Linked DNA regions of Homo sapiens: region 1 is linked to region 2. A link is a contact called in ENCODE Hi-C or POLR2A ChIA-PET data. All regions are on one chromosome and are shown on one strand. Each heading gives the region's core, a stretch centred on a gene start or an enhancer-like site at or near the end of the contact. The rest is flanking DNA. Distances are from core to core; before and after follow the strand shown.

What was found. A loop is a pair of places that touch in the nucleus more often than their neighbours do. ChIA-PET counts read pairs that join two places held with the same protein, here RNA polymerase II (POLR2A). Pooled maps may share reads with other maps.
Region 1: a loop to region 2 is called in a map of OCI-LY7, with 5 times the contacts of the local background. The contact joins the promoter of DDHD1-DT here to the promoter of CDKN3 in region 2. A Hi-C loop is called at or near these places in 3 of 168 maps with a recorded cell type or tissue (OCI-LY7 and naive thymus-derived CD4-positive, alpha-beta T cell), 5 of 37 single-sample maps with no recorded cell type and 14 of 50 pooled maps. POLR2A ChIA-PET finds 5 or more read pairs at or near these places in 1 of 52 experiments (activated naive CD4-positive, alpha-beta T cell).

What each region holds. Positions count from the first base shown.
Region 1 is chr14:53,152,088-53,154,787 of GRCh38, reverse strand. It overlaps DDHD1-DT (DDHD1 divergent transcript), which reads right to left and starts at 1,434. Exons shown (of 3, transcript NR_110062.1): 1 at 1,057-1,434. DDHD1 (DDHD domain containing 1) reads left to right here and starts at 1,465. Exons shown (of 13, transcript NM_001160148.2): 1 at 1,465-2,527. The coding sequence starts at 1,690. RefSeq lists a silencer at 1,290-1,619 and enhancers at 2,440-2,639, 2,660-2,700.
Region 2 is chr14:54,395,742-54,398,441 of GRCh38, reverse strand. CDKN3 (cyclin dependent kinase inhibitor 3) reads right to left here and starts at 1,435. Exons shown (of 8, transcript NM_005192.4): 1 at 1,365-1,435. The coding sequence starts at 1,373.

The DNA.
Region 1 (2,700 bases), core at 185-2,684, 1.2 Mb after region 2:
AGCCCATACCCAATATCATATGCTGCATATTGTCAATAGAAATACTGGAGGAGCAACTGGGAAGCAGGCACTCAGAAATTTTTTTTGAGTGGTAAAGAGGGTCCTGATCTTAGATGCTTTCAGTCAGAGCTGCAGTATACAGTTGGATAGGTTGTTCACTGCACAAGGTTAACCAGCTAAGGGCACTAATTGGGGCAGAAAATCCAGCCTGTATTCTACTTGACAAGCCATCAACTCCAACACCGCTCTGTATCTGCCCACAGGAAGCAATGCCTTTTTTCAAATTCCTACAAAGGCCCTGTACAAACTTCAGATAGTCTTGATTTAAATAATGACAGAGTAATAATGTCTGACAGGTTACATCTCAGGAGCAAGAAAAATTGCCCTACCAATCTGATTCCACCAGAGAGTAAAAGAAATAGTGAAGACTGTCTATTCTTAAAATGAAAACACTGAGGTTGGAGATGGTTTTTCTCTGGATTCTCAACATAGGGTGATGTGCTTACAAAATAATTTTTTTTAAATAAAAAAGACCCACATAAGGGAGCCTCTGTATTCAACTTGATCCCAGAATATGAGTTACAGAATCAGAGATGCATAAAAATCTGGAAGAAACCTTAAAGTTCATAGAATTCCATTGCTAGAAGGAACTTTAGATATCATCTGGTCCAAGAATCTTAATTTTACAGATGAGGAAACCAAAAAGATCAGGAAGATTATGTGATTTGCCTGTGGATGGTTAGCAAAGCTAAATCTAGAACCTGGTTGTTTTCTACCTCTCAATCGAACACTCTTTACCACAGCTGGTTGGACTTGACATCATTATAATCAACTAAGACTGATTGCGCACCCACTGTGTGGGAGAGGCTGACATGGACTTGGTTTCCATCAAGGGCCTAGCAATGAGGTTGAGAAAACAGGAAATCCAAGCATCAAAAGATAAGTAATAATATGAGATGGCATATGAAGCAAGGTTTAGATTCCAGTTTCCCAGTGGGAGTGGTGACACCAAGGTGAGTGATGGGTGTGGGGTGGAGTGCCCTCGTATCCACCCACCTATGCGTCCTGGTTCTGTCTGGAGGCACCAGGGCCAGGTGACAAAACGTCCAGGCGAGGCCGCAGTAGGGCCTAAGGTCAAAAAGAGCAATGCTGAATCCTACATCCTGGGGCCCTCCTAACACGTAGCTTAAGGCTCTGGGCTCATGACCCACATTGTAAGGATGAGTGGGGTAAAGCCTATCCACATCTGGGCTGTGAATTCCAGAAGCGGGGGACCGAGGCAGCTGTGCATGAAGACCGCAAGGAAGGAGGAAGGGAGCCGAGGAGGCCCAAGAGCGGCGGGCGACCTGACACCACCCTGCCCTCCCAGCCAGAGGGGCAGGGGGGAACCCCGCGCGCGGCGCCGGTGCAGCCCGGGCTTCCGGGGCGGCGCACGCGGCCGGGGGGCGGGGCGGGGGCCGAAGCACCGCCTACGTCGGGCTGCGTGACAATGGGGCCGGCGGCAGAACGCAGCTGCGGCGGCTGCGGGTCTCGTGGGGGCGGAGCGGTCGCCGCTGCCGCCGCAGCTCGGGTCGGGATTTGAAAGATTAGAAACTTCGGGTGGAGAGGGCGGCGGCGTTGAATGTGTGGCGGAAGCGCTGGGGGTCACGGCTCCGCGCGCCGCCGGACAGCCGGCGGCGTCTCCACAGCATGAATTACCCGGGCCGCGGGTCCCCACGGAGCCCCGAGCATAACGGCCGAGGCGGCGGCGGCGGCGCCTGGGAGCTGGGCTCAGACGCGAGGCCAGCGTTCGGCGGCGGCGTCTGCTGCTTCGAGCACCTGCCCGGCGGGGACCCGGACGACGGCGACGTGCCCCTGGCCCTGCTGCGCGGGGAACCCGGGCTGCATTTGGCGCCGGGCACCGACGACCACAACCACCACCTCGCGCTGGACCCCTGCCTCAGTGACGAGAACTATGACTTCAGCTCCGCCGAGTCGGGCTCCTCGCTGCGCTACTACAGCGAGGGTGAGAGCGGCGGCGGCGGCAGCTCCTTGTCGCTGCACCCGCCGCAGCAGCCTCCGCTGGTCCCGACGAACTCGGGGGGCGGCGGCGCGACAGGAGGGTCCCCCGGGGAAAGGAAACGTACCCGGCTTGGCGGCCCGGCGGCCCGGCACCGCTATGAGGTAGTGACGGAGCTGGGCCCGGAGGAGGTACGCTGGTTCTACAAGGAGGACAAGAAGACCTGGAAGCCCTTCATCGGCTACGACTCGCTCCGCATCGAGCTCGCCTTCCGGACCCTGCTGCAGACCACGGGTGCCCGGCCCCAGGGCGGGGACCGGGACGGCGACCATGTGTGCTCCCCCACGGGCCCAGCCTCCAGTTCCGGAGAAGATGACGATGAGGACCGCGCCTGCGGCTTCTGCCAGAGTACGACGGGGCACGAGCCGGAGATGGTGGAGCTTGTGAACATCGAGCCTGTGTGCGTGCGGGGCGGCCTCTACGAGGTGGATGTGACCCAAGGAGAGTGCTACCCGGTGTACTGGAACCGTGAGTAGCGGGCCGGGGTTAGGGCAGGACGGGCTGCCCCTGCATGGGCCGATGCGCACCGGTGTGGGTTTGGGACTGGTCGCCGCGAAGAGGGAGGCGCGTGAGGCCTGGCGTTTGGCTGGGGCAGGATGGAGATTGAGCAGGGAGCGTCGGCAGCTGAAGGGTAAACGAGC
Region 2 (2,700 bases), core at 186-2,685:
GTGGACCAGAAAGCACCTTCTGCAGGCAGGCAGGTAGATCCCAAGAAAGAAGGAAAGAAAAAGTTGAGATACTGGTGTTCAGTTCCTTCCAAACTCGGGGATCAGATAACTCAATGGGGACAGGTGGAGAAAGAGGCCAGGAGTGAAGGACAGCTGATGTCCCTCCACATGGCAACATAGGGATTAGCAATTGTAAGCACCTAATGCTCTTTCTAGCTCTGAAGCTATATTCTACAACGGTCTTGGTACTAGAAGATCACAGGACGGCTAATTTAGGCTACGGACTTTTTTTTCTTTCTTTCTTTTATCTTGAGATAGGGTTTTGCTCTGTCGCCCAGGCTGGAGGGCAGTGGCGTGATATCCGCTCACTGCAACCTCTGCCTCTTGGGTTCAAGCTATTTGCGTGGCTCAGCCTCCCGAGTAGCTGGGACTACAGGCGTGCACTACCACGCTCAGCTAATGTTTGTATTTTTAGTAGAGACGGGGTTTCACCGTGTTGGCTAGGCTTGTCTCCAACTCCTGGCCTCAAGTGATCCGCCCGCCTTGGCCTCCCAAAGTGTTGGGATTACAGGCGCGAGACACCACCCGGCCCTAGGCTATGGATTTCTGTTGCTTTGGCTCTATCTGAAGTATTATAATCAACTGCACCCAAAGGAAAGGCTTCCAGTAGGTTGTCAAGCCGGGCAGTAGGAAATATGGGTTAGGTGGGGGATCTTCAGCTCCTTGCCTGCATCTGTTTTTTCTTTAAAGCAACTTTGATGATTCATATTTCAAATTTGTGTGGCCCATTCACCAGGTTTATTAATCCTAACAGAGCTGGACGTTTCTGCTTCCCCAGGCCCTGTGATTCTGAACGTCACGGGAAAAGAGCAGCATTGCCAGGTGGCCCTGGGGCATGGTGACAGCGGTGGTGTCGCCCACAAGCCGCGGCGTGGCATTCGTACTCAAGGTTTCCCCAGGCCCTGTGGGCGCAGGTAGCGCCCGGCCACCCTTCGGGGCTGGGGTATCGCGCCCACTCATCGCTGACACTCAAGCTCTTCGGCTCGGTTTCCTCGGTACAACGAGGCTCGGCCCTCTTTGGCTGGGCGGCTGGGAGGCTTATGAGACCCCGCAGGGGACAGGTGACAGCCCACAGCAGGTGCACAGCGAATGTCCGTCTTTCCTTCGTCGGCCACCGACCCTGCTCCTTCGTCTCTCGTGCCCGTGCTGGGCCCGTGCGAGTCACCTCCCCGACCCGCAGAACGGTTACGGCGCCAGTCGCACTGCTACCAGGCTAGGGCTGCCCTCCGGCCCAGGATCGGGTCCCCGGGACCGCTTGCGTCCCTGCCGCCTCGCTCCTCCAAACCCCAGCACGTCCGACTCACCGGCTTCATCGCTGGCCGCCCCACGTCGAGACCAGTGCCGCCTCCCTCTGCAGCGCCGGCGACTCACCGGTGCCCCGGCCGAGCCCGCGCCCCGCAGCTTAGCTCACTGGTTCGTCCTTCTGTGAGGTGGGCGCGGCGTCTTCCAGCAACCAATCAGATCCGCTTCTGGTTTCTTACTCCGCCTTTGGGTGGCCGAAGACTCGGCCTCTAATCGCTGACTGGTTCCTAGAAGACCTTTGAAAGACGCGCGGGAGGCGGGCCCTGTGGGACGTTGATTGGCTGGGAGGGCGCCCTCCTCCCGCCAGTTGGGAGAGTGCAGGGGGCGGAGGCGGGGCGGAAGAGTCAGAAGGCGGCCCTAGCGCTTGGGGGACGCTGGAAAGCTTTGCTTCTTGATGGCAGGATGTCAGCGTGGTCCATACGGTTGGGAGGTGATTTTTTTTTTTTTCTTGAGACGGAGTTCGCTCTTGTTGCCCAGGCTGGAGTGCAATGGCGCGATCTCGGCTCACCGCCACCTCCGCCTCCCGGATTCAAGCGAGTCTCCGCCTCACCCTCCCGAGTAGCTGGGATTACAAGGATGTGCCACCAAGCCTGACTAATTTTTGTATTTTTTGTAGAGACGGGGTTTCTCCATGTTGGTCAGGCTGGTCTCGAACCCGGGTTGGGAGTTTTTGTGTTTGTGACGGAAGTCTTACTATGTTGCCCAGGCTGGCCTCGAACTCCTGTCCTCAAGCAATCCTCCCGCCTTAGCCTCCCTTGTAGCGGCTACGGTAGGGAGTTTTTGTTTCTTTAAGTTGTATTTTTATTTTTTATTTTTTAAGGGCTCAGGGAAGCACTGTATTGGATCGTCACATGAAAAACATCACATAGACTTTGTAATTATATCTAGACATACAAATACTAGGGAAAAAACTAAAAATTTAGAGTATAAACATATTTTATATGCTTGAAGTTTTAGTTTATCGTTCCAGAAACTAGACAAGTTACAGTGTAGATCAATATTCCTGTCCCCCAAATATGAATTAAATTATATTGTGTGAAAGGGAAATTATAAAATGCCAGGTAAGATAGGTCTAAGGGCCAGTGTGTCTACATAATTAGCTGTAATCTTTTAAAAATGTGAGTATTTCTCCGCCTTCTCCAGTCCCCATTTAACTAGCCATGGGAAAGGAAGTCGCCTGGAGCAGATCTGAGAAAAATATGCAGAAATTTCAACCCCTGATTCATGTTGTGAAAGCCAATGGGTATAGAGCTATTAGAAGGAATTCCTTAGTAAAGAAGGTACCACAGTTTGATTTAGAGACTGTATTAGCTAGTCATGGTTGCCCAGAGATAAAGA